7 separate regions of the Homo sapiens genome follow, and all the other regions are linked to region 1. Evidence: chromatin contacts called from ENCODE Hi-C or POLR2A ChIA-PET data. All regions are on one chromosome and are shown on one strand. The core of a region is the stretch at or near the end of the contact, and the rest is flanking DNA. Distances in the headings are between cores, read along the strand shown. Region 1 holds the start of SLC25A20 (solute carrier family 25 member 20). Region 2 holds the start of INKA1 (inka box actin regulator 1). Region 3 holds the start of ZNF589 (zinc finger protein 589). Region 4 has its middle 14 kb from the start of BSN-DT. Region 5 overlaps ZNF589 (zinc finger protein 589). Region 6 holds the start of NME6 (NME/NM23 nucleoside diphosphate kinase 6). Region 7 holds the start of DAG1 (dystroglycan 1).

Region 1 (3,887 bases), core at 915-3,414:
GCCATCACACCTGGCTAATTTTTTGTGTTTTTAGTAGAGAAGGGGTTTCACTGTGTTACCCAGGATGGTCTCGATCTCCTGACCTCATGATCTGTATGCCTCGGTCTCCCAAAGTGCTGGGATTACAGGCGTGAACCACTGTGCCTAGCTGCTTTATATCCTATTAATTGACAACTTAAAATTTTTTTTTCTTTAGACTATATCCAGAATCTGGCCACCTCTTTTTTTTTTTTTTTTTTTTTTTTGAGACGGAGTCTTGCTCAGTCACCCAGGCTGGAGTGCAGTGGCACGATCTCAGCTCACTGCAACCTCCGCCTCCCAGGTTCACGCCATTCTCCTGCCTCAGCCTCCCGAGTAGCTGGAACTACAGATGCCCGCCACGATGCCCGCCATGATGCCCGGCTAATTTTTTTGTTTGTATTTTTAGTAGAGACGGGGTTTCACCATGTTAGCCAGGATGGTCTCGATTTCCTGACCTTGAGATCCACCCGCCTCGGCCTCCCAAAGTGCTGGGATTACAGGCGTGAGCCACCACGCCCGGCCGAATCTGACCACTTCTTACTACCTCCTCTGTTATGCCCTGGCGCAAGTCAACATCTCTGGCCATGGCTTTTAGCCTCCTTAAGGCTCCTTGTTTCTTCTTGCCCCCTGGAGTCTATTTTCACCCAGCAATCAAAGGGGGATCCTGATAACGATGTCAGACTATGTCGCTCCCCACTCAGTACCCTGCAATGACTTCTACGTCCTTCAGAGGAGAGACAGTGGCAAGATCTCGGTTCACTGCAAGCTCCGCCTCCTGGGCTCAAGCGATTCTCCTGCCTTAGACTCTCGAGTAGCTGGGATCACAGGCATAGGCGTCTGCCATTACGGCTGGCAAGTTTTTGTATTTTTAGTAGAGACGGGGTTTGACCATGTTGGCCAGGCTGGTCTTGAACTCCTGACCTCAGGTGATCCACCTGCCTTGGCCTTCCAAAGTGCTGGGATTATAGGCATGAGCCACTGCGTCGGGCCTTTAACTTTTTTTTTTTTTTTTTTTTTTTTTTTTTGTAGAGACAGTGTTTCGCTCTTTTTGCCCAGGCTGGAGTGCAATGGCACGATCTGGGCTCACCGCAATCTCTGCCTCCCAAGTTCAAGTGATTCTCCTGCTTCAGCCTCCCAAGTAGCTGGGATTACAGGCATGCGCCACCATGCCCCGCTAATTTTGTATTTTTAGTAGAGACGGGGTTTCTCCATGTTGGTCAGGCTGGTCTCAAACTCCTGACCTCAGTTGATATGCCTGCCTTGGCCTCCCAAAGTGCTGGGATTACAGGTGTGAGCCACTGGGCCCGGCCTAACTTTTTTTTTTTAGAGACAAGAGTCTCGCTATATAAGTCAGGCTGGTCTCAAACTCCTGGGTTTAAGCAATCCTCTCGCCTTGGCCTCCCAAAGAGCTGGGATTACAGACATGAGCCATAACACCAGGCCCAAACCTGTCTTCTAGTGCCTCCAAAACCTCTGTCGCCTCATCAGCTACTACCCTCCCTCTTCCTGTGGTTTCTCAAACATGTCAGGCACAGACCATCTCAAGGCTTTTGCATTTTCTTTTTCTTCTGGGTGGAAGGTTCCTCACCCTTGACCCTGTTATGTGTGAACAGAACTCCCTCTCTCATCTTCTCAGGTCTTGAATCCTGTCACCTTTTCAGTTAAACCCTCCCTTATTCAACGAACTAAAATTGCAAATCACTTGTCCCACACACCCTCTAACTCTCTTCCTGGATTTTTCTCCGTAGTACTTATTACTACTTGATACACTATGCATTTTTTAGTTATTTATCTTTGTTATGGTCTGTAAATTCCAGGAGGACAGGGACCTGTGTGTTGTACTACCAGGGGTGCCTCCAGCACCTAGAAGGACGCCTGGCATATGGCAGGGCGCAATTGATCTCTCTGGAGTGAGTGGATGAATGGGAGCTCAGAGGAAACATGGAAGTCTGGGAAGGCTTCCTGGAGGAATAGGCCCGCTGGCCCACACTCCCAAACCCCGCCCATGCGGCTTTGCGCTCTGCCACGCCCATCGAAGCGGGGCCGAGGCCGGAAGCAGCCCCGGGCGGAAGCCCTACCGTGCCAACTGGGCCCTCCTCCCGACCTGCCCCGGGCTCGTGCCCCGCCCACCCAAAAGTGGGTGAAAGGTCGGCGGCGCCGGCACTGCAGCTGGGGCTGAGAAGCCAGGACGGCCCGAGAACTGACAGACGGAGTGACAGACGGACTGACCATGGCCGACCAGCCAAAACCCATCAGCCCGCTCAAGAACCTGCTGGCCGGCGGCTTTGGCGGCGTGTGCCTGGTGTTCGTCGGTCACCCTCTGGACACGGTCAAGGTGCGGGAGGCTGGGTCGCAGGCTTTGGGGAGGAGGCCCGGGCGGGGCGCGGAAAGCATGGTCCCCCGCGAGGCGCGGACGCTGGGCAGAAGAGGGGCATGTGTGAGCTTCCGTGAGAAGTCTAGGGAATCTCTCTTTCAGGGGTGGGCAGGAAGCTGTACCTTGCGCCCCAAAGAGCCAGGCGGCGGCGCAAAGTGAGCAGCCTCTAACTGCCTGTCAAGAGCTCTGATGTAAAGTTCCCTGTCCCGCAGTCTCTTCTGACCCTGCGCCACTTCTTTAGGGATGGGAAGGAATAAACGTCTCTCCATAGTTTTGGTTTCAGCCAACACTAATATTATCGTTAAGGTTGAAACAGGTCCCCTGTAAAGCCTGCCCCAGGAAGACAACTAAAGACAGAGCGGTACGGTTGTTCTGGAGGTGTCCTTTGATACATTCCCCTGGGGCAAGAGTACCCATCTCTTTCGCACCTTTCCCGGCCCGGGGAGATACTTGACACTCTTCGGCCTGTCACCCAACGGTGGCCTGCTCAGCCTCCTGGGCAGAGGCATCCCTGTGAGAAGCAATGATGACCTCAGTGACCGAGCCCCTTCCACGGAAAGCAAGGTGATCAGCTTTGCACAAGGCCAGCCTCATTCTCACAACTCCCAGATGAGGAAGCTATGGTCAGACTGAGGCTTGGGAGGGAGGACGTTCATCAGGAATTGTTCTCTGGTCTTCCTCATATCATATCTCAACTATTCCCCTTGCAACACCTTCATTAATGCTTTGCTTGGGGACCAAAGTCCATCCCCCATGGCTTAGCACTCGAAGCTGCATCCAGTTTTCTCACTTTTTTTCTAGACGTAGACGTGAAGGAAATTGACAAGTCATTGCCAGGGTGGGCCTGTGGGGAGCAGACATGAGTTTTAAAAGATTGGAAGCCCATGTGAGGGGGTTTGTTAGGATGTTGGGTCAGATTTCTTCCACAGCGAAATAGTTTTGTGGGCACTTCCTCTTGGCCAGCTTGGGCAGCAAGCTCTTTGCTGCCTTTCATCCAAGAGAGGAGCTGCCCTGAAGTAGAGCTCATACTGGGGTCATTCTATAGGAAGACCAGGGTTAAAGTAGCTGGACTGGCTAGGTCATTGTGCAACATGAAATCAAATGTTTATTTAGCTGGTGGTAAATGCCATGTGTTAGTGCTTCCCAGACTGTGGTCATTCCAAGCGGCACTGTCTACTGAGGGACGATTGTCTGGCCTTTCTTCCTGCTCTTGGTCCATATAGGCAGATATCTTATTAGTTCTAGGCCTCTGGGGCCGCCCTTAAAAAAAAAAAAAAAAAAAATATATATATATATATATATATTCACACACACACAAATATTGCTCCTACCTCCATATCACCTTTGTCCTTGATGTCACTCCCAAGAAGGACTGGATGACCTCTGCACTGAAGTGCAAATAACTGAAATGCTCACTGGCATATTTAGCAACCAGAAAGCCTCTTTTTAGCTTAAACCAAAACCACAAATTGCTGACTGCTGTGTTTTTGGC
Region 2 (3,887 bases), core at 418-2,917, 900 kb before region 1:
TGCAAAGCGTGAGACATCCGCAGGCAGTTCAGGTTCTGGGCGAGGTGGGCATGACAGCCGCTTTCCTGCCATAGCTGTCCGCCGAGCCCTGGCCAGCCGGCGCCGAAGCTGCTCAGAGAGGCCAAGCAGGAACTGAGGGGGCCGAGCACGGGCACGGTGCCCACCTCCGTCACCCCCTTCACTCCCTGTCTCAGGCAGCTCCATCCAGTTGTGCACCAAGTCAGCAAAGCAATTGTCCCCTAGTACCAGGGGCTGGCGACTGCGACCCCTGTTCAGTAGGGCTGCTGTCCAGTCCTCTGCTTCCAGTCCCTGCCAGTGCTCCAGGCAGGCGTCTGGGGTGGACTTGGGCCGTGGATGGTGGACAGGTGGTACACTGGCTACAGGGGCCCTGCTGGGCATGGGGAGGCCACTGACTGAGAGGCACTGCCTACGAAGGGGCTGTGCTGAGGGTGCTGGGCGCTGGGATACAGGCAGTTCTTCCTCTCGCCATGTGCTGCCTGACACCTCCGAGAAGCCAGAGTCCCAGTCCAGGGCATGCTCCCTGGGGCCTCCCAAGGCTGCATCCCTGTCTTCTGTCACCACTGCTTCCTCCTCCTCCTCTTCCTCCTCCTCCACACAGCAGACTGAGTCCTCTTCCAAGGCACCCGAGGCCCTAAGCTGGTGGCTGGGCTGCACATCTGGGCCAGTTTGGGAGGTTGGCTGCAGGGGACCAGGCATTGAGGGTGAGCCTGTGTCCCGACCACACAACTGAGGGGAAGAGAGGGCAGAAGTCGGAGAGGTATCACTTGTCACCAGGCCAGCCCAGAGAACAGAGGGTCCAGGAAGGTTAGATAGGCCTGCTGGCCTGGGCAGCAGGGTGTTAGTGAGCACAGGGCAGGCATAGGGGTGCTGGCACTCGAAGCTGGTGTGGTTCTCATCCACCGACCTGGTGGCAGTCTGGCAGGCTGCAGCATGCAGGGCCGGGCAAGTCGGCACCCGCCACCAGGGCGGGCGGGCAGGCAGGCAGGGTTGCGGGCCTGAACGGGGAAGTAGGTCCTGCCCAGGACTGGAGGGGCATCCCGTGCCTATTGGGGGATTCAGCTCCCAAAGCCCAAAGCGTCTTTCACAGAAAGAGCGCTTGCTAGGTGAGGGGTAGAGAAGGGAGGCATAGGCCAGCCTGAAGTAGGGGGCGTTCACAGCAGCGCCAGCACCTCGTTAGTCCCTTGCCGCCCCATGCCCCGCCCCCAAAGAAGTCCCCCTTCCACTCTCTCCTCCCGCGCCGTTCCAGCAGCACGGCCAGCTGGATGCTGTTATCTGATGCTCAGCTCAGTTCCCAACCGTCCGAAACCCGACGCGGGCCATCTGAGCCATATGCGCCACGCCGCCCCCACCCCGCCTCGGACCGGCACGCTGGAGCCACCCCGCACCCGTCTGTTGTTCCGGCCGGGCGGCAGCCTGGCATCCCGCACGCGTCCTCACTAACCACACCCGCTCCCGAGCCTCACCAGTTCCCAGCGGAGCTGGCTAAGGAAGCTGTCAAGCCGAGCGCTGTGCATGTCCATGCCAGGGCCCCCACCGAACCTACTAGCTCCTCTTGGAACCCCGGCGGAGCCGCGCGGAGAGGGCTGGGAGGGCCGGCCAGCGGCGCCCTCAGCCTCCGCCTGCCTGCGCGACTCCTCGCTCTCCGTAGCTCCCGCCGCCGCCGCCCCGACATCTGGCAGCCGCGCCCCGCCCCGGCCCCGCGGCCAAAGGGGGCGGGGCTAAAGCCCGGCGTCCCTCCCGACTCCGCCGCGGTTCTGGGTGGGAAGGGCGGGGTCATAACTGGAAGCCGGACGGGGCCGGTACGGGGACCCCCCGAGCCCCCAGACTGTTGAGTGGACCCTGCGTTTGCTGCGTGACGCAGGACAGGTCGCCTCCGTGCGGGGGCCTCATCCTCCCCGTTTGTTCAATGGTGAAATAGCGGTCCCTCTCACGGGGCGCCGTGCTGCGTCCGCACATAGGCAGAGCACCCCGGATGGTCGGACCCAGAGAGGTTGTGGACCCTCGGGGCCTGACCCACGGGACCCATTCGTGAGGCTGGCCTTGGCACTCCCTGAACGGGATGGAAGTGGGGTTCAGCCCGTCTGAGGACTCAAGAGAGGGCGGGACTTTGTGGCAGCGCACCGGCGGGGCCTCAGCCGCGTCCCAACCGAGCTAGACGGGACTGCCCTCTAGTGGGGAGTGCTTGGCTAGTCGCGAGTCCAGCGGCGACGCGCGACCGTCGGCATTCCCTTTGCCGGTACCAGGTGCAGACTGAGGGTCGGTGCTGAGGCTGCTCTATCAACACAGGCTAGGCTCAAGGGTAGTGTAGCTGCAGACAGACTGGACATACCAGCAACAGGAAAATACCAGGGAATGAGGGCCGTGGGCTAGCTTGGGGAAAGTCAGTCTCACAGGAGGTGACATCAAGATGCAATCAAGAAGAGGGGCATTCTGGCCGGGCGCGGTGGCTCACGCCTGTAATCCCAGCAGTTTGGGAGGCCGAGGCGGGCGGATCACGAGGTCAGGAGATCGAGACCATCCTGGCTAACATGGTGAAACCCCGTCTCTACTAAAAATACAAAAAAAATTAGCCGGGCGTGGTGGCGGGCGCCTGTAGTCCCAGCTACTCCTGAGGCTGAGGCAGGAGAATGGCGTGAACCCGGGAGGCGGAGCTTGCAGTGAGCGGAGATCGCGCCACTGCACTCCAGCCTGGGCGACAGAGTGAGACTCCGTCTCAAAAAAAAAAGAAAGGAAGAAGAAGCAGGAGGAGGAGAAGGAGAAGAAGGAGAAGGAGAAGAAGGAGAAGAAGAACATTCTAGGCAGAAGGAGCAGCCAGGGAAGAGACCCCGACGGACAGGAGCTGGACAGGGCCAAACATAAAGAAGGCCCAGGTGTCTGTGATTGGTGGTGGTGGCAGGAGGGAAAAGGTCAGCAAAACCAGGCTCTAACGGCCTTAGAGCAGAATGTGGGTTTTGTTCTTGGTGTGATGAGGAGCAATGGGGGCCTTTGAGCAGGAATGACCTGGGCTAGCCCTTGTTTAGATAATCCCAGCTGCTTTCAGAAAAGGATTCTGCAATAAGAGTGGAAGTCCCTGCCCTCATCCAGGCAACGAAGGGGAGGGCCTAGGCCTGGGCAGGGCAGGTGCACTGAAGGGGGTCACTTTGGGGTATGTTTTGGAACTAAAATCAAGTCTTGCTGATGCATGGATGTGGGCAGGAAAAGAGGCATCAAGCATGACTCCTACATTTCTGGCATTAACAGCTGGTTGGATGAAATTGCCATAAACTGATCTGGGAAAGACTGGAGAAGAGTGGGTTTGGAGAGGAAAATCCAATGATCATTTATGGACACGTAACCCTTGAGATGCCTGTTAGACATCCAAGAGGAGTTGCAGAGTCAGCTGCTAGGTGTATGACTCTGGACTTCAGGAGAGAGATCAGCACTGGAGCCTTGGATCTGGGAGGCATAGTGAGTGAATGGATGGTATGTAAGGCCATAGGCCTGGATAAGGTGGGGTGGGAGGAAATCAGTGTAGTCAGAGGGAGACAGCAATCGGGACTGTGCCCTGGGACATTCCATGAGGTGGAGGTAGGGGAGATATGAAGCAGAGCTATCAAAGAAGCTGAGCAGGAACAGCCAGGAGAAATCTGAGAATGTGGGGACTCAGGACCCAAGGGGAGCAAGCATTGAATGCTGCCTAGGCAGTGAGGGTGAAGAACAAACCACTGGATTCGGCAGTGCATAGGTCACTGGGAACCCTGACAAGGGCAGTTTTGTGTAGAGAGGGACAAGCCTGATTAGAGTGTGTGGAGAAGAGAGTGAGGACTGAAGAACTGGAGATGGCAAATAAAGACAACCGTTTTTGTTTTTTTTTTTGAGACAGGGCC
Region 3 (3,887 bases), core at 730-3,229, 660 kb after region 1:
TCCTTTTTTTTTTTTAGAGTCTCATTCTGTTACCCAAGCTGGAGTGCAGTCATGCGATCTCGGCTCACTGAAACCTCTGCCTCCAAGGTTCAAGCAATTCTTGCGCCTCAGCCTCAGAGTAGCTGGGATTACAGGTGTACGGCACCACACCCAGCTTATTTTATTTTATTTTATTTTTAAAGTAGAGATGGGGTGTTGCCATGTTGACCAGGCTGGTCTTGAACTCCTGGGCTCAAGAGATCCTCCTGCCTTGGCCTCCCAAAGTGCTGGGATTACAGGCGTGAGCCACTGCACTCAGCCAAAATTCAAATTTCAATGTCTATAAAGAAAGTTTTATTGGAACACGGCAATGCTCATTCGTTTACCTATGGTCTTTGGCTGCTTTCACACAACAGCAGACCACTAGTCGTAACAAAGACCGTGTGGCCTACAAAGCCTGAAACATTTACCACCTGGCCCTTAAAAGAAAACGTTTGCAAGACCAGGTGCAGTGGCTCACGCCTATAATCCTAGCACTTTGGGAGACCGAGGCGGGAGGATCCCTTGAGCCCAGGAGTTGGAGACCAGCCTGGGCAACATAGGGAGACCCTGTTTCTAAAAAAACCAAACAGAAAAAAATTTGCCCAGCCCTGTTCTAGACTGTTCCTGTTGTTACATCCAAAGTCATTTGGGGCCGGGTGTGGTAGCTCCCACCTGTAATCCCAACACTTTGGGAGGCCGAGGCAGGTGGATCATCTGGGGTCAGGAGTTCAAGACCGGCCTGGCCAACATGATGAAACCCCGCCTCTACTAAAAATACAAAAAAATAGCCGGGCGTGGTGGCGTGTCCCTGTAATTCCAGCCGCTTGGTAGGCTGAGGCAGGAGAATCGCTGGAACCTGGGAGAAAGAGGTTGCAGTGAGCAGAGATCGCCCACTGCACTCCAGCCTGGGCTACAGAGCAAGACTCTGTCTCCAAAAAAAAAGTCTTTTGGGCCGGGTGGGGTGGCTAACACCTGTAATCCCAACATTGTGGGAGGCCAAGGTGGGTGGATTGCTTGAGGCCAGGAGTTCGAGACCAGCCTGGCAAATATGGCGAAATCCCCTCTCTACTAAAAATACAACAGCCGGGGTGGTGAGGCGCCGCCTGTAATCCCAGCTACTCCGGAAGCTGAGGCACGAGAATCACTTGAGCCTGGGAAAGCGGAGGCTGCAGTGAGCCTAGATCCCGCCACTGCACTCCGGACCGACTCAAAAAATATAAAAATATAATATACTCCGGGCGCGGTGGCTCACGCCTGTAATCCCAGCACTTTGGGAGGCCGAGGTGGGCGGATCACGAGGTCTGGAGTTCAAAACCAGCCTGGCCAACATGGTGAAATCCCCGTCTCTACTAAAAATACAAAAATTAGCCAGGCGTGGTGGAGGGCGCCTGTAATCCCAGCTGCTCGGCAGGCTGAGGCAGAGAACTGCTTGAACCCGGGAGACGGAGATTGCAGTGAACGGAGATCGCGCCACTGCACTCCAGCCTGGGCGACAGAGCGAGACTCCGTCTCAAAATAAATATGATATAATATAATAATACAAAATGCTGTTCTTCAGTTGCACTCCACACATCTCAAATGCTCAGCAGCCATTTATGGCCAATGACTGCCGGAGTGCACAAGTGCAGGATGCCCGGTGAAGAGTCGTGGAGTGAGCACCGTGGAGACTGTACGGGACACCTAGGGAGGAACCTGGCCCCCCAGGGGAGTAAGAGCCGCTGTAGGGGTAGTCAGCGCCTCACACAGCTCGCACCCCACGCGCATCCCTGGTGGATACGGCCGACGCCTGCGCGGCGCCTGCGGCTGGAGCACCGAATGGGGGAGGCGATCTCGCGGCCCCGACTCACCTTCCGCAGTCCAGCCCAGTAGCTGCTCCCGCGGGGCCCACATCTGCGCGCGCACGCACGCACGAAGCAAACGAGGTAGCAGCACCGTGTGTGAAACGGATTAGAATGCGCACCGCGGGCCACTGGCGGCGCCAGAAGAAAGAAGCAGGACTGGGTGAAGTGCGTCACCGCGCGGCGCGCAGCCTGCCGGGAAGCGTAGTTCTCGGGGCGAAATGCGGCTTGTGCAGGGCGAGAGAAAATGCTGAGGCGCACTTTGACCTTCTAGGTCCCCCTCGGCCGCAATATTTGGGGTTGTGCTTACCACAGGTACCCATAAGCAAAATATAGTGTTGTTTTCCATGGTTGTAAACATTATATAAATACACTTACAATGCCTGCTACTAGCTCTTTTGCGCAGTTCTATAATGACACGTGTTGACCTGTTCATTGTGTGTTCACTGCTGTGTGGTATCTAATGTAGAAATACACCAGGACTCCAATTGGACAGACTCATGCGCATCCATGGAGAGCTTCTCAAGGACAGTGGTTCGCAAACTTGTTGTTGTTAAAATCCTTTTACACTCTTAAAAATTACTGAGGACCCCAAAGAGCTTTTGAAACCGCCTTTGCAAAATTATACCTAAGGAAATTATGATGTTATAGGAGTTATTAAGAAATTATTTTAAGCAGATAGAGAAGGAAAGGGGTCCTTGGGAAGTTTTTGTTTCTTTTAAAGCAGCTCCAGAAAGGTTTCTTGTCTAGCAGGAAAGCCTGGGCTCCTAGAGCAGGATGGCAAGCTTTGATATGGAAATACAGGCCATTAGAAACTGGACGCACCCAAACATGGCGATTCCCGCCGTCCTTTTCTTTGCCCTGACATGTGCCTGGCAACATGGCCACCCCCCACATATTCCCACGTGTGTAGAACTTCATGGAGCCCTACATTTGCATATTAAAAAGCTAGGGTGGGAGGGCCAGGTTTTTGGCTGCCACATAAATGACACATCTGATCAAACTAATCCCCTGAGCCCTATGGAAACCAGACACCGCCTCCTCCAGCATCCTCAGATAAGCAGCCACTTTTCCGCACACGGCGCTTTCTCTTTGTTGGAATCCCCGCTCCCTCTGTCTCTGTATGGGGGAGCTGTTTTCGTCTTCCTTCCTTCTTTCTTGCCTATTAAACTTTTCGCTCCTTAAAACCACTCCACGTGTGTCTGTGTTATTAAGCCTATCAGAGACCAAGGACCCTGGTGTTCCTCCAGTCATCAGAGCCTTATCAATGACAGTAAAAGATATCAGATCTAACCCACCTCATCTTCCTTTCAACCTCTAAACTGTCTTTGTCCACTTCTGGGCATAGGCCAAAGTAGCCTTGGGAAGGAATTCAGTTTATAGCTTAAATAATAGCCCTTCCCAAGGGCTAAACTGTTCTTGTAAAATGAATGAAAGGCCACCAGCCACCAAATTAGGATGAGAAGGGCTGGAATTCTAAATATTACCAGCCATTATTCCAGAGGCCCTAAGACGCACAACTTCCCCAATTACTCTTTTGAAGCACAACTTCCCCAATTACTCTTTTTTTTTTTTTAGGGAAAAGAACACGGAGTCTCACTCTGTCTACCATGCTGGAGTGCAGTGGTGCCATCTCGGCTCACTGCAACCTCCCTCTCCTGGGTTCAAGCGATTCTCCTGCCTCAACCTCCTGAGTAGCCGGGATTACAAGCACGCACCACCATACCCCGCTAATATTTTTGGATTCTTTTTTTTTTTGGTTGGTTTTTTTTTTTTTTTTTTTTTTTTTTTTGAGACGGAGTCTCGCTCTGTCGCCCAGGCCGGACTGCGGACTGCAGTGGCGCAATCTCGGCTCACTGCAAGCTCCGCTTCCCGGGTTCACGCCATTCTCCTGCCTCAGCCTCCCCAGTAGCTGGGACTACAGGCGCCCGCCACCGCGCCCGGCTAATTTTTTGTATTTTTAGTAGAGACGGGGTTTCACCTTGTTAGCCAGGATGGTCTCGATCTCCTGACCTCATGATCCACCCG
Region 4 (3,887 bases), core at 905-3,404, 640 kb before region 1:
GTTAAGATTGCTCGGGCTGGGCCGAGCGCGGTGGCTCATGCCTGTAATCCCAGCACTTTGGGAGGCCGAAGTGGGCAGATCATGAAGTCAAGAGATCAAGACCATCCTGGCAAACACGGTGAATCCCCTTCTCTACTAAAAATACAAAAATTAGCTGGGCGTGGTGGCACGTGCCTGTAGCCCCAGCTACTCGGGAGGCTGAGGCAGGAGAATCGCTTGAACCTGGGAGGCAGAGGTTGCAGTGAGCCGAGATTGTGGAGTGCACTCCAGCCTGGTGACAGAGCGATACTCCATCTCAAAAAAAAAAAAAGATTGTTTGGGCTGGGCATTGTGGCTCACGCCTGTAATCTCAACACTTTGGGAGGCCAAGGCGGGCAGATCACCTGAGGTCAGGAGTTTGAGACCAGCCTGGCCAACATGGCGAAACCCCATCTCTACTAAAAATACAAAAAACTAGCTGGGTGTGGTGGTACACACCTGTAATCCCAGCTACTAGGGAGACTGAGGCAAAAGAATCTCTTGACCCTGGAAGGCAGAGGTTGCAGTGAGCTGAGATTGTACCACTGCACTCCAGCCTGGATGACAGAGCGAGACTCCGCCTCAAAAAAAAAAAAAAGAAAAAAAAAAAACGATTGCATTGAAGTTGGGGCTTGAAAGTGCCACTTTCCGGCCAGTAACTCAGTAACTGACATTATCCAGTTTGTACTGTGGCCAGGCCACGGTGCAGAAGAAAATTAACTGTTTAGGTTTTATAATGTCAGTAAGTCCCAACTGAACGTTGATTTTGTTGTTTTTGTTTTTGTTTTTGTATGACAGAGTTTCGCCCAGGCTAGAATGCAGTGGCGAGATCTCGGCTCACTGCAACCTCCACCTCCCGGGTTCAAGCGGTTCTTCTGCCCCAGCCTCTCGAGTAGCTGGGACTACAGGTGTGCACCACCACACCTGGCTAGTTTTTGCATTTTTAGTAGAGACGGGGTTTCACCATGTTGGCCAGGCTGGTCTTGAACTCCTAACCTCAGGTGATCCACCCGCCTTGGCCTCCCAAAGTGCTGGGATTACAGGCGTGAGCCGCTAGGCCCGGCCTCTCTCAAGACCTTTTGCAACGGAAGTGGGAAGTGATCCTAGACTACTGGCTCCAATTCCCTAGAAAGGGAGCTGGTCTGGCGTGAGCTCTGGACCATTTTGGCAGGCTCCAAACTTGGTTTTGCCCTCTATAGCCTAAGGATGCGACACCATGCGGACAGAAGACAACAGCACCCTCAGCCCTGGCCCTGGCCAGCTCCCAACTGGATGTCCCTGCTGTTCCAATGCATGCCTAGAGCTGTGAAGACTGCTTTGGGAAAGGTGTTTCCTGGGGTTTCAGGGTACCCCCACTCAGGGAAAGAGTAAGTCGCCAGCAGCCTCATCCCACGTCTGCTTCTAGTGCCAAGCAGGGGGACCCAATCACACAAGTGGAGGCACCTCATCTCCATCCAGTACCCTCCCAGATCTCACAGTACCCTATCAGGCTACCCCCTTTAGGCGGTGCCCTCAGGAGCTCTCTGGCTGGAGGAAGGAGAGACAGAGAGGCCCTGCAAGCGCTGAGCTCTATCTATACCGTGTGCAGGTCCCGCGCTGGCTCCGCGGGGCACGGGGCCTGGAGGCAGGCAAACGCTAAGGCGAGGGAGTACGCACAGGAGGGCTCCTTATTGGTTCCCCACCTCTGAATTAAAGGTTTGCTGACTGGGGTCTCGGTAGCGGAAGCCTGGGCCCCAGACTCGCCCCTCTTATTGCCTGCTCGCTTCCCTTGCCTAGGGAGAAGGGCACTGGCGAATCACAGGCTCCCCAGTTGCAGCTACACTCGCCCCGATGCCCTCAGGGACTGTGCGGCAGTGGTGGAGAGAAGACAAGTCTAGTTACACCACCAGCTAGCGGCCGCGCTCGGACTGGCTCCCCGCGGTTGGGCTACTCGCGGGCTTCGCCCCGCCCGCCCGCCGGCCCCACGGCCTTAGCCCTGCCCACAGCCCCGCTCGGCCCCGCGCTGCCGGAGATTTTCGTCCGCTCCCGAGCGGCCTCAGCTCGACCCACGGCCGGCCTCCGGAGGCTAGCGCTTTCCGGGAGCTGGCGGCGTTATTAGCCCCGCCCACAGCCCGACTCTTCAGCCCCGCCCACCGCTGGCGACTTAATCCTCTGGCGCCACCTCCTGGGAGGCCGCGGACACTGTCTCCCTCTTCGGCCCAGAGCTGCTCCTGGCAGTCCACTCTGCTGGGCTCACCTGGGGGGCATCTGGAGCCACTACCAAGGTTGGGAGCTCTCCCTATCCCCAGCCCGAACCTGCCCAAGGCCCTGCGTCTCGCCACACGGAGCCTTCACAGGGACATGGACAGAACAATTCGTCTGACCCGAACTGAGACTCTAGGATAATCGCCACCAAAACTGGGGGTAGTGGGGCTAACCAGGGCCCCAGCAACCCGGTCTTCATGCTGCCCATGCCCTAGGCTGTCCTTAGGAGGGCCCCTCCTGCAGGAGCACCCGAACTCCAGCTGATGGGAGCCCCCACTTTGAACCTCTTGCCGAACCTCCTCTAGATCTTCTAGGGTCCCCACAGGGAAATGGTACCCAGCATTTCTCCATAGGTGCTTCAAATAATTCTTTGCTGCTCTACAACAGGAACAGAATTTCATCATCAGAATTAAACCTGGCCGGGCACGGTAGCTCACGCCTGTAATCCCAGCACTTTGGGAGGCCGAGGTGAGTGGATCACCTGAGGTCAGGAGTTCAACACCAGCCTGGCCAACATGGTGAAACCTTGTCTCTACTAAAAATACAAAAATTAGCCGGCCGTGGTGGCGGATGCCTGTAATCCCAGCTACTCCAGAGGTTGAGGCAGGAGGATCGCTTGAATCCGGGAAGTGGAGGTTGCAGTGAGCCGAGATGGTGCCACTGCACTCCAGCCTGGCCGACAGAGCAAGACGCTGTCTCAAAATAATAATAGTAGTAGTAGTAATAATAATAATAATAATAATAATAATAATAATAATAATAATAAAACCTAAAGTGTTTGGGTCATATTTAGAACTGAACACGCCTCACACTAGCCACAAGACCCAGACCAATAACTCCCTTGCCCTCTCTGGGCCTCAGTGACTTTGCCTCAAGGTAGTTGTGAGGAAGGTGAGCAAAACAGGGAAAGAGTCACCAATGGATTTGGATTTTTAAGATATTGAAATCCCAGGCCAGGCGCGGTGGCTCACGCCTGTAATCCCAGCACTTTGGGAGGCCAAGGCAGGCGGATCACAAGGTCAGGAGATCGAGACCATCCTGGCTAAAACGGTGAAACCCCGTCTCTACTAAAAATACAAAAAAATTAGCCGGGCGTGGTGGCGGGCACCTGTAGTCCCAGCTACTCGGGAGGCTGAGACAGGAGAATGGCATGAACCCAGGAGGTGGAGCTTGCAGTGAGCTGAGATTGGGCCACTGCACCAGTCTGGGTGACAGAGCAAGACTCCATCTCAAAATAATAATAATAATAATAATAATAATAATAATACAAAAAATGAGCCAGGCGTGGTGGCACACACCTGTAGTCCCAGCTACTTGGGAGGCTGAGGCAGGTGAATCGCTTGAACCTGGGAGGCGGAGGTTGCAGTGAGCCAAGATGGCACCACTGCACTCCAGCCTGGGTGACAGAGCGAGACTCCGTCTCAAAAAAAAAAAAAAAAAGGAAATCCCAGCGCTTTGGGAGGCCAAGGCGGGAGGATCACTTACTTGAGGTCAGGAGTTCGAAACCAGCCTAGCCAAGATGGCGAAACCCCATCTCTACTAAAAAAAATACAAAAATTAGCTGGGTGTGGTAGCACGTGCCTGTAGTCCTAGCTACTTGGGAGGCTGAGACATGAGAATCGCCT
Region 5 (3,887 bases), core at 984-3,483, 630 kb after region 1:
TGGCAGAGTCCCTTAGCAAATAGAGGCACTGGGGCCTGAGTGGATAGCTCTCCAAGGTACACTCATTGACACAGGGTATCAGGTAGGGCTAGCCCCAGCCCAAGGGAGTAAGGCAAACTGTCAGAACCTGGGCCATATGGGCCCTGGAGTGTGAGGAGAGACAAATGGCTAAAGGCCCTGGCACCATTCCTGGATGTAATTTAGCCACCCGAGCATGGCTAAAACACTGGGTACTGAGATTGGAGGATTTAAGAGGAGCTGTGTTTAAAATACCCTTAAACCTGGTATTGGAAGGCTGATGATGCAGCATTGCTAGATCCCTGTCATTGAAGGCCAAGGTGGCGTGGCTATGTTTAAGTCCTGAGTCTGAAGAACTTTTAGAGTGTGGTTAAAGAATCTTGGATTTGGGACTGGAGGGTTAGGAAGGGGACCTGGTAAAGGTGTCCCTCAGATTGTAGGGCTGGAGACTGAACTCTGAGTAAAATCTAAAGGTGGGGTAGGAGAGGAAACAGCAAAGGCTAGAGATGTAGAAAAAAATAAAGCAGGAGAGTGTCATGGAAGCTAATGGAAGAACACAGTTGCAGAAGGAAGTAGTCAGATGCAAAGACCATTCCTCCAAGGGGACCGTCACTTGACACCTCTGCTCTCAGAAGTTAGATCTCTGTCATCTTCACATCTAAAGGAATGTAAGGGGTCAAAAGACTGTCCCCAAAGCTCTTAGAACAAGAGTGGGGTGGGCGTACAGTGGATAGATTTGACTCCAAGTATCTCTTAAGGGGCCACTTCCAGCCAACACCTTACTCTCACTCCATGAAGGTTTCTCCCGAGTGTGTCCTCTGACACGTGACAAGTAATGATGTCCACGTACAGCTCTGTCCACATTACCTTACAAACAAGGCTTCTCCCTAAGCATTTCCGCTGGTGTGGCTGATGGCTGACTTGTTGCTAAAATCACATCCTCACTCCTTGCACCTCTAAAGCTTTTCCCCGAGTGTATCTTCTGGTGTATGATGAGCTGTGACTTTCTCCTAAAGCTTTGCCCACACTCCACGCATGCATAAGGCTTCTCCCCCGAGTGTATCCTCTGATGTAAGCTGAGAGTGGACTTGTGGCTAAAGTTTCGCCCACACTCGATGCATGCGTAAGGTTTCTCTCCTGTGTGTGTCCTCCAGTGTCTGTTGAGGAGTATCTTCCGGCCAAATCCCCGCCCACATTCCCCACACACATAAGGCTTCTCCCCTGAATGTGTCTGCTCGTGTGCGAGGAGAGTTGATTTATCACAAAAGCCTCGCCCACACTGGCTGCACACATAAGGTTTTTCCTTGGAGTGTGTACTCCGGTGGTAGTGGAGGGTTGACTGAGCTATAAAGCCTCGCCCACACTCTCCGCAGACATAAGGCTTTTCTCCTGTGTGTGTCCTCTGGTGTCTGATGAGCTGTGATTTCGTGATAAAGCCTTGCCCACACTCCGTGCATGCATAAGGCTTCTCCCCAGAGTGTATCCTCTGATGTACACTAAGAGCGGACTTGAGGCTAAAGTTTCGCCCACACTCAAAGCACGTGTAAGGCTTCTCTCCCGTGTGTGTCCTCCAGTGTCCATTGAGGACTATCCTCCGGCTAAATCCCCGCCCACATTCCCCACACACATAAGGCTTCTCCCCTGAGTGTGTTCTCCGATGTGATTTGAGCGACGACTTCTGGCTAAATCCATGCCCACACTCCTCACACACGTGAGGTTTCACCTCTGAATGTGTCCACTGGTGTAGGAGGAGAGTTGATTTAGCACGAAAGCCTCGCCCACACTCTCTGCAAACAAAAGGCTTCTCATCTGAATGTATCCTCTGGTGTGTGTTGAGACATGATCTCCTTACAAAGCCTCGGCCTCAATCTCTGCACACATAAGGCTTATCCCCCGTGTGAATTCTCTGGTGCTTAATGAGCTCTGACTTTTCACGAAAGCCTCGCCCACACACTGTGCACATAAACGATTTCTCCCTTGTGTGTGTCCTCTGATGTCTGATGAGGTATGGCTTGCAGCTAAAGCCTCGCCCACAATGGCTGCACACATAAGGTTTCTCCCCGGAGTGTGTACTCAGGTGGTTGCGGAGGACTGACTCAACTATAAAGCCTCGCCCACACTCTCCGCAGACATAAGGCTTTTCTCCTGTGTGTGTCCTCTGGTGTATGATGAGCTGTGACTTCCTGCTAAAGCCTCGCCCACACTCCCTGCACACCTGTGACTGCCTTTTGTCTGAAGATTTTTCTGCTGTGACTGCCTTCTGTCTGAACAGGTTTGACTTCTGGTTAAAAGCTAGTGCACACTCCCCAAACGTGACTGCTCCAAACCCTGGGGTTTCTGCCCTCTTGGAAATTCTGTCTACTTCCTCAGAGCTTGCATTCTGGGCTGGACTGAGCTGTATCTCTAATATTCTGTTGCCTCCCCAAGAGCTTATTGGTGGTCTCTGGAACAGGCTAGAGAAACCCACTAAAGCCCCCCTTTCATTTGTACTCCAAAACAAGGGTCTGACGCCTCCTTCCACTCGTTGATCTTCTGCTTCAGCCCCCCTGTGATTTTTATCAGAAGGATGTTGTGACTGTGGCTGATCCTCTGGGCAGGGATTTCCTGGGTGGAGTTGATTTCCTGCATGGAAACCTGGAATAGGATGATTGTGTAGCTCATCTTGGCTGAGGAACTGCTGACTGCCAAAGGCCAGAGGGCAAGAAGGGCAGGTATGGACTTCTGGCTTTGATTCTGCTGAAGAAAGAAAGTTTCCAGTCAGAAGAGTCATAGGAAGGGCTGACTGGGCTCTTGTTTTATGATAAGACCTGGCCCATTAATCATTCTCAATGATTAAAGTCTTTCTCCCCAAGATGTGCTGTGCAGGACCTATATTTTCATTCAACCTCTTCAAACTTTTGATTTGGAAATCATTTCAAATATACAGAAAAGTTGCAAGAATATGAATAATACAAAGGGCTGGGCACAGTGGCTCACGCCTGTAATCCCAGCACTTTGGGAGGCGGAGGCGGGCAGATCACGAGGTCAAGAGATTGAGACCATACTGCCCAACATGGTGAAACCCTGTCTCTACTAAAAATACAAAAATTAGCTGGGTGGAGTGACGGGCGCCTGTAGTCCCAGCTACTCGGGAGGCTGAGACAGGAGAATCACTTGAACCCGGGAGGCAGAGGTTGCAGTGAGCCAAGATCATGCCACTGTACTCCAGCCTGGCGACAGAGTGAGACTCCGTCTCAAAAAAAAAAAAAAATTCTTCTATTTATTAGTTAGGCAAGGGTCTTCAGTTAGGCTGATAAAGGGTCTGGCCTCCTGGATTACAAAAAGTTCATGGTTGTTTGTTATCTTCAGCTGGTTAGAAACAGTTGCAATTTAATTTTGATATTTCTTAGGAAAGTGCAGCTAAATGGTAACATTACTGTATTTGCCGACTTGTGGAAAACAGGGAAGAGCAGGTCTTGGATTGGAGGACCAAGAGCCAGCCTTCTTTAAGTCAGTTGTGCCTGTCTTCTCCACTGATGAATCCTCACTTCTGGTAGAACTTGGCATGTAATCTTCCTCTAGTAAATATCTACTTATGAGTGGGGAAACTCAAATGAAGGCTTCCTATGCACATTCTTCAATACTATTCTGTACTGCATTCTACATTGGGGGACATCGAGACTAAGTGACTCCTATCTCAATCCATCCTTTCTTCTCAAAGGAAAAGTCACAAAGAGCATTCCCGTATAGGTCATAAAGACTGTTCTCTCAGTGGAAACAAATGCTTATGGCATTATGTGATTATGGTAGAGGATAATTTTAGTATAATTGTAGATATTTACAACACTGAGGATGTCTGGATGCCTACTTGGAAGATTCTCTGTTGCGAT
Region 6 (3,887 bases), core at 409-2,908, 600 kb after region 1:
CAGGGGCTGGGATGACTTGCTGATTTAAGCCCCTTTGTTGAGATACAGAGGTATTGTCATAATGACTGGGACTTGTGTTGCTCATCTTTGAGGAAGATTTGTTTAGGCTTGCTGTTATCCACCATATCTTTTATTTAGAGTAGTTTGCTGGCTAACTCACTGGGTCCTTTGGCCTACTGCAGATTCAGTTGCTACAACTCCGTCAGTGATTCCGTGTAGGGAGAAGTAATGGGTTGTCATTTTTGGAGTCAGGGTTGGGGGCCTGGGGTTTGAGAATCAGGTCAGAATTCATGGGTTGAGGTTTAGGGATTTGAGGTTGGGATTAGGAGGTTAGAAGATAAGCATCAAGGGCTCAGGATCTAGAGACCAGGTCTAGGATTAAAGGATTATAAATTTAGGGACTAGGGCTTGGGTTAGGATTGGAACTGAGTAGCAGAGGAGTTAAGATTAGAATAGGGGGTGGTGGTCAAGGGTCTAAACAAAAAGAGAAGAGATGCAAGGGTCTGCGGAGAGACTGGAAAAACTTTCCTCGTAAGTTCCCAAAGGTGACTGGGTATCAGGAAACTATTGGGAAGTGGCTTCTTATTGCTGCAGGGACAGAAGCCATGAGTTGGGGATAAACCTTCCAAGAGGGCAACACCTGTGTAGGCAGACACCGAAGTCAGTTAAATGTGCAAGTAAGTCTTTACATTGATGACAGTTATCGTTTATTTTCATTCTTCTCATTCTCAGTGATTTCCCTCAAAAAAAAAAAAAAAAACCCAAGAAACCAAAACACTTTTTTTTTTTTTAACCATCTTTATTCAACCTGTCACCAAGTTTCTGGTCACCTGCCACAGCTGACCCCCGATCCATTCTCCCTGTCCCCATCCTCTCCATACATCACAGTACACACCAGGAATACCCCCAGTTCTCATCTCCTCACCCTGGGCTGCGTCAATAGACTCCAGAGTAACCCAAACCACACCCTGCTGCCCAGATTCCTAATGACACGTGAAAGGCCGTTATGACTTGCTTTCCTCATGCCCTATGCACACCTGGGCTCCAGCCAAGGATCCTCCTTCATCAACCCCCATATTAGCTACGATCCTTCATGCTAATGTATCGCTCAGAGCTCAAAAGACTTTGAAGGGCCTGTGCCTTCGCTATCGAGCGCTTAAGTTCTTTGCCCTCCGCGTACTTTTGACAAATACTGGGCATCAACCATGTTCCAGGAACTACCCTGGGCAAAGAAAATAACTGGGCAAGGTTTCCATCGGTGTCTCTGCTGGCGGGCATCGCCCCCGCCGGGCCGCCACCCTGAACGAGCCCGTCCGGTCCTCTGGGTTCCGCCACCCTGCGTAGCGCTGCGCCAGCACCCGGCCCAGCACTCCCTCCCGCCGAGGGCGCCCAGGCCGGCTTCCGAGGGCGCCCAGGCCGGCTTCCGAGGGGCGGTTCCCACAAGCGAGTTCCGGCGCCCAGAACGGCTTCATCCTCTCGTCCCGTCCGCGGCAAATGCATGCGCCTGGAAAACCCGCCACCCTCCAGGGCAACTCACACCTCACCTCACGCCGCGGCGCAACCGGACTAGGACCCCGAGCAGGGCTGCCCAGGGAGCGCCTGAAGGACCCTGCGAGGGCCGCAGGCTATCCAGCGTGGCGCCTGGTGGCCGGGCCCTGTGCCGGAGGACAAGGTGAACCCGCAGCCGGACTTCTGCTGCACTGGGGCTCCGAATGACCCAGAATCTGGGGTGGGCTTAGGCCCCGGGTACGAGGGGTGAGGGCTGCGCGGTTGCAGGCCTAGAGAAGTAGGGGGCTGGGTCGAGAGTTGAGGCCGTGAGCCCGGGGGGCTGGAGGGCGTGGCCACGGGGGTAGGGGCGCAGGTCCCGGCCGCGCGTGGGTGGACCAGGGCTGGGCCGCCGCCCTCCAGGAAGCGAGTGGTGGCCCCCTCGAGTGCTGGGGTGGCAGTGTACCGACAGCTTTACTTTTTTTTTGTTTTGGAGACGGAGTCTGGTTCTGTCGCCAGGCTGGAGTGCAGTGGCGCGATCTCGGCTCACTGCAGCCTCCGCCTCCAGAGTTCAAGTAATGCTCCTGCCTCAGCCTCCCTAGTAGCTGTGACTGTAGGCGCGCGCCGTTATGCCTGGCTAATTTTTTTGTATTTTTAGTAGAGACGGGCTTTCACCATGTTGGCCAGGATGGTCTTGATCTCCTGACTTCGTGATCCGCCCGCCTCGGTCTTTCAAAGTGCTGGGATTACAGGCGTGAGACACCGCGCCCTGCCTAAAATTTTTAATTCTCATGGAGTCACCTTTAAGTCTAACAGGATTCTCGACTTGTCAGTTTGTTGTAAACCAAGAGTCAAGACAGCCACAACTTAGCTGCGTTAGTAAAGGAACCATGTCCTCCCTACAGGCCGCGTGTTCTTGCCACGAGAACCCCTAGCAGCCTGGCCTTGGAATGGCTGGATGAGGTGCATTCGTTGGTTCATTCAGATACTGTTAAGAGCCAGCTGTGTGCTAGGTACTGCTTACACCTTCTGGTGGTGAAGACGGAACTGAAGGGAACTTGCAAGGAGCTGTGAGAAAGTGTAACGGGAAGTGAGCTAAGATCACTAAGGTGGGCAGGAGGCAACCAGAGAAAGCACATTCAGGACTGCGAAAACTACTCACACAAAGGCTGTCAAGCCAGAAATTCTTTCAAAACTGAAAGGCCCATGAGGTTGGAGCTAGAGAAACTTAAGGAGTGTGGGGTTCCAGATGAGGCTAGAGAGGTACGTGGGGAACCACAAGATCATGCAGAGCCTGGGAGGCCGTGATAAGGATTTTGGTTTTTATTCTAAGAACAGGGTGCCCTTTAAAGGGTTAAGGAGGGGAACCATATGATTAGATTTTCATGTGTGGTTCACTTTGGCTGCTGTGTGGAGATTGTAGAGGTTGGCAGGACAGAAACTGGGAGACCAAAGAGGAGGCTGTCAAGATGTCCAGAGGGGAATGATGATGTCTTAGAGTTATGGTGGTAGCAGTTGAGGATGGGAGAATGGTATGGGTTTTGAGATATATTAGGTAGGGAAAATTGCCAGAAGTTGGTGATCGTGTGGATATGAAGAGTGAGGGAGGGGAGGTGTCATGGATGTCTCTGTAGACAGTTGCTGAAAATGACGTGTTACCACCTGTGGCATTAGGGAGAGTGGGTTAGCTGATCTTGTACTGGTTAGATTGGGTGTGGCTTTATGGTTTGAGTGGAAAATCAGGTTGAAAGCTGTAGAAAGGACATGAATAGGAGCGACCATGGCAGTTTCTTTGCTTGGGCCAGATTCTAATACCACCTTTAACATGATTGACAGTTTTTAGGATAAGATAAATGAGAATGTTGTCTAGACTCTGTCCCTGCCTATGTTAATGGAAGCCTTCTCTGTATTTGTCGACAAATGATTTTATATATATACACACATATATATTATATATATATACACACACACACATACACACATATGTAGTAGAGTCAGGGTCTTGCTTTGTTGCCCAGGTCAAACTCCTGGCCTCAAGTACTGATATTACAGGTGTGAGCCACTACACATGGCCAAATGAGAGATAATATTGAGATAAGATTTTGAGACAAAGTCTTTACTCCTGCAGAGGTGATAAATTTCTCACGTATAACTCGGATTTCACAATTGGAAAAGACCTCAAAATTCCCTTAGTCCAGTTTATAAAATGCTTTTATGTCCATTATATCATTTCTACAATATTGAGCTCTTACACCATGCTAGACATTAGGAATACAAAGATGAATAGAAATAAGACTATATAGGTTTATTTAGTAAATAAAATTGATCAAGCACCTTTGTGTCAGGCACTGTTTCAGATGCAAAATGGTTATGACTTGTTCCTGATGTTGGAGTTGTGTGTT
Region 7 (3,887 bases), core at 1,388-3,887, 570 kb before region 1:
AGGTAATCCACCTGCCTCAGAATCCCAAAGTGCTGGGATTACAGGCGTGAGCCACCACGCCCTGCCTGGAGATAAAGTTGTTTTTTGTTTTGTTTTTGAGACGGAGTCTCGATCTGTGGCCCAGGCTGGAGTGCAGTGGCTCTATCTCAACTCACTGCAAGCTCCGCCTCCCGGGTTCACGCCATTCTCCTGCCTCAGCCTCCTGAGTAGCTGGGACTACAGGTGCCCACCACCACGCCCGGCTAATTTTTTGTATTTTTAGTAGAGAGGGGGTTTCACCGTGTTAGCCAGGATGATCTCGATCTCCTGACCTCGTGATCCGCCCGCCTCGGCCTCCCAAACTGCTGGGATTACAGGTGGGAGCCACCATGCCCGGCGATAAAGTTTTTAATAATCAAATGCCAGGCCTCCTTTCCTATGCATCGACGGCAGTCTAAGTGGTCCCTAAGTGGTCCCTCCAAATCCCACCATCCTCAACACTAACCAGACACAAGCAACTCTGTAGGTCACTATACCAGGTAGTCAACAAGGAATTTAAATCCTTGGTTATGCTTGGTCTTCTGGCCCATGCATTCCAGAATGTAGCTCCTCCCCCATCATGGCAGGACATCCCCTCTGTACTACCTTTTCAGTCTCTCTTTTCTGATGGCTCCTTCTCCCTCCCCACCTCTCCTCTGTTAGCTGACTTAACTGCCAGAGGTCCTGACCCCCTCCCTCTTCCTGCCACTCCACCAGCAATATCTTTCTAAACACAGGTCTGGGTCACACCACTCTACTGATTAAAAGGCTCCCCAGACTCCTGCACCCCGCATACAAAGTTGGAACTCCTGAGCACAAGGCAGGCCCAGAGCTCGCACCTGCCAAGCTGGAGGACTCCCAAGCACTATTTTAGGTGCTCATGTACATGTGGTTCCCTGTGTCCAGGCCTTGATGTCCCCCACTAATTCCTGCTGGCCCTGAAAACCACAGCTCAGGAATTCCCTCTCTCCTCAGGCTACTATGTGAGCACGCTTAGCGGGCAGACACTATTAATCATGGGTTCCCTGGTCCCCACTGCCCCCTAAACTGAATTCCTTAAGGGCAGAAGCAGACTCTTTTACATGGGTCCCTAGGATCTACCACAGAATTTGGCAGGTAGTGAATCAAAATATTTGTTCAAATGAATAAATGCATTTTGCAAAATCAATTTTTAAGAACAGTGAGGATTTGCACTGTGCCTCTTTTAACAAAAGCACATGTCAGCACAAGCTTTTATATCCCATAGGGTCTTCACATGATGGATCCAACTCCCTACTGAAATCTGATTTCTCCAAAATACAGGACACAGGCCATGAGCTCTTCTTCCTTAGTTCACAGCAAAAAAAACCCACAAAAGTTCAACTAAACTTCTCCATACTCAAACTATGGATTTTTATGCCTCCAAAATGTAGTACGGTTGAATTCTTTTTTAGAACAGGAACATTCCAAAATAATGTCTCTGAACTTAACTAAGCATAGAACCTGATAAAACTGCAATACCCCATCTACACCAGACTTTGCAAAACACCTGAAAGCACATCCAGCTCTTTATCTGGAATTATGTCCTATAAACACCACCTTCCCTTCACGGAGTCTGGCTTCTATGCCAGGAGTCACTTCTACTCGCTTATTTAGGGAAGCAGCAGGCTAGAATCTTAAGTTAGACTCTGCGCTATGAAGGTGCTGTCCCAGGCTCTTGCCTCAACCAGTCAAAACTTCATCGTCACCATTAAAACTAATTCTGAAGCAACTCGATTTACAAAAATAAGAACTTTTCAAGTTATAGAGATTAAAGGATGCATTTTAAGTTACCAGTTGAGTTTGTAGGAAACTAACTTAGAATTTATGGCAAAAAGATTCCAAGCCGAGACGACATTTTCTGTGGAGACACTATCCAAATACACTCGCAGGTGAACCAGGTCTGCCAAATACAAAGTGAAAAGGTAGTAAGTAAACAAGCTTCCAAAGGAGCTCAAGTAAGGATGACGGAACCCACCAAGGCTCTGAGCAGCTCTGACAGAGCAGTGGCGGCAGCGGTGCCCTTCCCTGCCTCTAGCGGGGCTCGACTCCCCACAGTCGGAATCCGGCCCAACTGGGCCACAACCCCTATTGGAAGCCAGGGAGGCGGCCCGCAGGCGGCTCACGACCGCGGCCAAGGCGCAGGCTCCACGTTCCCGGGAGCGCGGGCCGAGCTAAGGCCTGGCCCATCGCCGCGGCGCGCGGCCCGGGCCTTGCAGCCGAACGCTCCGAGCCTTTGCCTGCGGGACCCAGAGCAAAGGGGCGGCTCCGCCCGGGCGGCACCGCCTCCTCACCCACAAGGACGTCCGCGGCCGTGTCCCCGCCCCGGGCCGAACAGCGAGCAGCAGCAGGTGTTCCGCGGAAGGCTCAGCCGGCAGCAGGGATGGGGGCCCAAGCAGCCAGGCACAGCGGATAGGGCGGGCGGTGCACTCACCCAGCGCCGGCGGGAGGACCGCGGCAGGTGTTCGCTCCTCCTGGCCCCAGGACGCCGCCACCGCCGCTCCCCGGGGATTCGGCGCGAAGCTGCCGCCGCCGCCACCGCCAAGCCTAAGAGGCGCGAGCGCCGCGCCGCAGCCTTCGCGCGAGCACGTACCGGGCGGTGAGAGGGCGCTGAGCGCAAGGGCGGGGCGCGCGGCCGGAGCCTAGCAACCGCCTGACACGCGAGTGTTGCAGCCAATCCAGCGGCCAGCTCCGCGCGGCGCCGACTGGCTGTCCGCGCGCCGCCGGCTTCTGCCTGCGTCGGCCGCTCCGCAGCGCGCCGCACCCGCGCGCAAGCCCCGCCCCGGCCAGCACCTCTCTGCTCATTGGCTAGCCACTCCCCCGCCCTAAAAGTCACGCCCCATTATGGAAGCCTCGCCCCCACGGCCAGGGAAGTCCGTCCCGGGACACACCCCGGCGGTCGGTCCCGGTCACTCGGAGCCTTCAGAACCAGTAGTGTGGGGGAGGGGCTCCCCGCCCAACTTCAGGCCTTTGGGCCTCTAAGACTAATCAAGGGACAGTCAGGACTGCGAACTGGCCCAGCAACTGGCCACCCGTCGACTGCGTTCAGCCCTCCTTATTTCCTTCGAATGCAAATCAAGGGGTATTTCTAAGCCATGAGAACAATCAGGAAGCGTTCTCTCAATTGCAAAGGATGAAAGCCTTGCTGCCCGGCCCTTACACGGATGGGAGACTGAGGCCAGGGACAGGAGGAGCGGGAAGCTAGCTCATCTCCTAGAGCCTCGCCCACAGCAGGCTGGGGAGTCGGAAAGCGCCTCAGGCCTAACCCTCGTCCCCTCCCCCTGCCTGGAACACTGGAATCCGACGCCTGCTCTCCTGCCCAAAATAGCTCTAACTCGCAGGCGCTGGTCACTCACTCCTAGTGGCCTGCATTCTTTTGGTGGGGGAAGAAATAAGAGAGGGGGGTTGCTGCCTGGAACATTCAAGGGGAGGGTCCTAAGGTAGCTCTAGCTCTCCCCAGGACTTAACCTGCAGCCCCCCACCCCAAAAGCCCCAGACTTCACAGTTACTGAAACTGACAGTTACCGGATGGGTCTGGGAATGAGACCCGTGGTGGGCTCTGCTTCTCATCCCCACACCATGCGCAGGATGGGTCCATTCCCTCCTTGGCCTGTGGCCAGGCTGGAATTCCAGGCCTGCACTCTTGACAGCAAGCACATTCTGAACACAGAACTGGCTGCCACCAGCCATGGTTTCCTCCCTGGATCCCGGAGAGCTCTGGGGCTCCCTGGCTTTCCCTCCCTCCTCAGGAGCGTCTGGGAGATGCAAGTTGCAGAGATAAGAAAGGAATGCCCCATCTCCCAAAAACATACCTTTTTGCAATTATCTATACTTCAGTGTCTCGGCTCCAA

Evidence for each region. A loop is a pair of places that touch in the nucleus more often than their neighbours do. ChIA-PET counts read pairs that join two places held with the same protein, here RNA polymerase II (POLR2A). Pooled maps may share reads with other maps.
Region 2: a pooled map shows a loop between it and region 1 (5-fold over the local background). The contact joins the promoter of INKA1 here to the promoter of SLC25A20 in region 1. A Hi-C loop is called at or near these places in 1 of 50 pooled maps. POLR2A ChIA-PET finds 5 or more read pairs at or near these places in 3 of 52 experiments (GM12878, activated T-cell and activated naive CD4-positive, alpha-beta T cell).
Region 3: a pooled map shows a loop between it and region 1 (4-fold over the local background). The contact joins the promoter of ZNF589 here to the promoter of SLC25A20 in region 1. A Hi-C loop is called at or near these places in 6 of 50 pooled maps. POLR2A ChIA-PET finds 5 or more read pairs at or near these places in 4 of 52 experiments (B cell, GM12878, activated B cell and 1 more).
Region 4: a loop to region 1 is called in a pooled map, with 3 times the contacts of the local background. The contact joins the enhancer-like site here to the promoter of SLC25A20 in region 1. A Hi-C loop is called at or near these places in 1 of 50 pooled maps. POLR2A ChIA-PET finds 5 or more read pairs at or near these places in 3 of 52 experiments (A673, HepG2 and endothelial cell of umbilical vein).
Region 5: a loop to region 1 is called in a pooled map, with 6 times the contacts of the local background. The contact joins the enhancer-like site here to the promoter of SLC25A20 in region 1. A Hi-C loop is called at or near these places in 5 of 50 pooled maps. POLR2A ChIA-PET finds 5 or more read pairs at or near these places in 2 of 52 experiments (activated B cell and activated naive CD4-positive, alpha-beta T cell).
Region 6: a map of naive thymus-derived CD4-positive, alpha-beta T cell shows a loop between it and region 1 (8-fold over the local background). The contact joins the promoter of NME6 here to the promoter of SLC25A20 in region 1. A Hi-C loop is called at or near these places in 1 of 168 maps with a recorded cell type or tissue (naive thymus-derived CD4-positive, alpha-beta T cell), 1 of 37 single-sample maps with no recorded cell type and 7 of 50 pooled maps.
Region 7: a map of B cell shows a loop between it and region 1 (22-fold over the local background). The contact joins the promoter of DAG1 here to the promoter of SLC25A20 in region 1. A Hi-C loop is called at or near these places in 2 of 168 maps with a recorded cell type or tissue (B cell and naive thymus-derived CD4-positive, alpha-beta T cell) and 10 of 50 pooled maps. POLR2A ChIA-PET finds 5 or more read pairs at or near these places in 3 of 52 experiments (CD4-positive, alpha-beta T cell, GM12878 and IMR-90).

Annotation. Positions count from the first base shown.
Region 1 is chr3:48,897,159-48,901,045 of GRCh38, reverse strand. It overlaps SLC25A20 (solute carrier family 25 member 20), which reads left to right and starts at 2,164. Exons shown (of 9, transcript NM_000387.6): 1 at 2,164-2,356. The coding sequence starts at 2,252. RefSeq lists a silencer at 2,424-2,613 and an enhancer at 3,194-3,243.
Region 2 is chr3:49,801,041-49,804,927 of GRCh38, reverse strand. INKA1 (inka box actin regulator 1) reads right to left here and starts at 1,667. Exons shown (of 2, transcript NM_203370.2): 1 at 1,485-1,667; 2 at 1-747. The coding sequence starts at 1,535. It also overlaps a transcript of CDHR4 not described here. RefSeq lists silencers at 1,391-1,830, 2,221-2,270.
Region 3 is chr3:48,239,196-48,243,082 of GRCh38, reverse strand. It overlaps ZNF589 (zinc finger protein 589), which reads right to left and starts at 1,979. Exons shown (of 4, transcript NM_016089.3): 1 at 1,869-1,979. The coding sequence starts at 1,911. RefSeq lists enhancers at 1,810-2,104, 1,295-2,212, 2,530-2,824.
Region 4 is chr3:49,538,123-49,542,009 of GRCh38, reverse strand. No RefSeq gene overlaps it. Among named protein-coding and RNA genes, the nearest start is that of BSN-DT, 14 kb to the left of the region's middle. RefSeq lists a silencer at 1,818-2,047. Within about 2 kb of position 2,154, at least 24 of the 41 ENCODE cell types and tissues checked have a DNase peak (open chromatin) inside an H3K27ac peak, as active enhancers do.
Region 5 is chr3:48,266,782-48,270,668 of GRCh38, reverse strand. ZNF589 (zinc finger protein 589) reads right to left here. Exons shown (of 4, transcript NM_016089.3): 4 at 1-2,754. The coding sequence ends at 1,883. Among named protein-coding and RNA genes, the nearest start is that of ZNF589, 28 kb to the right of the region's middle. Within about 2 kb of position 2,233, at least 11 of the 41 ENCODE cell types and tissues checked have a DNase peak (open chromatin) inside an H3K27ac peak, as active enhancers do.
Region 6 is chr3:48,299,138-48,303,024 of GRCh38, reverse strand. It overlaps NME6 (NME/NM23 nucleoside diphosphate kinase 6), which reads left to right and starts at 1,658. Exons shown (of 6, transcript NM_001308426.2): 1 at 1,658-1,672. RefSeq lists silencers at 1,236-1,455, 1,756-1,955 and an enhancer at 1,546-1,675.
Region 7 is chr3:49,469,017-49,472,903 of GRCh38, reverse strand. DAG1 (dystroglycan 1) reads right to left here and starts at 2,637. Exons shown (of 3, transcript NM_004393.6): 1 at 2,471-2,637. RefSeq lists a silencer at 2,219-2,958.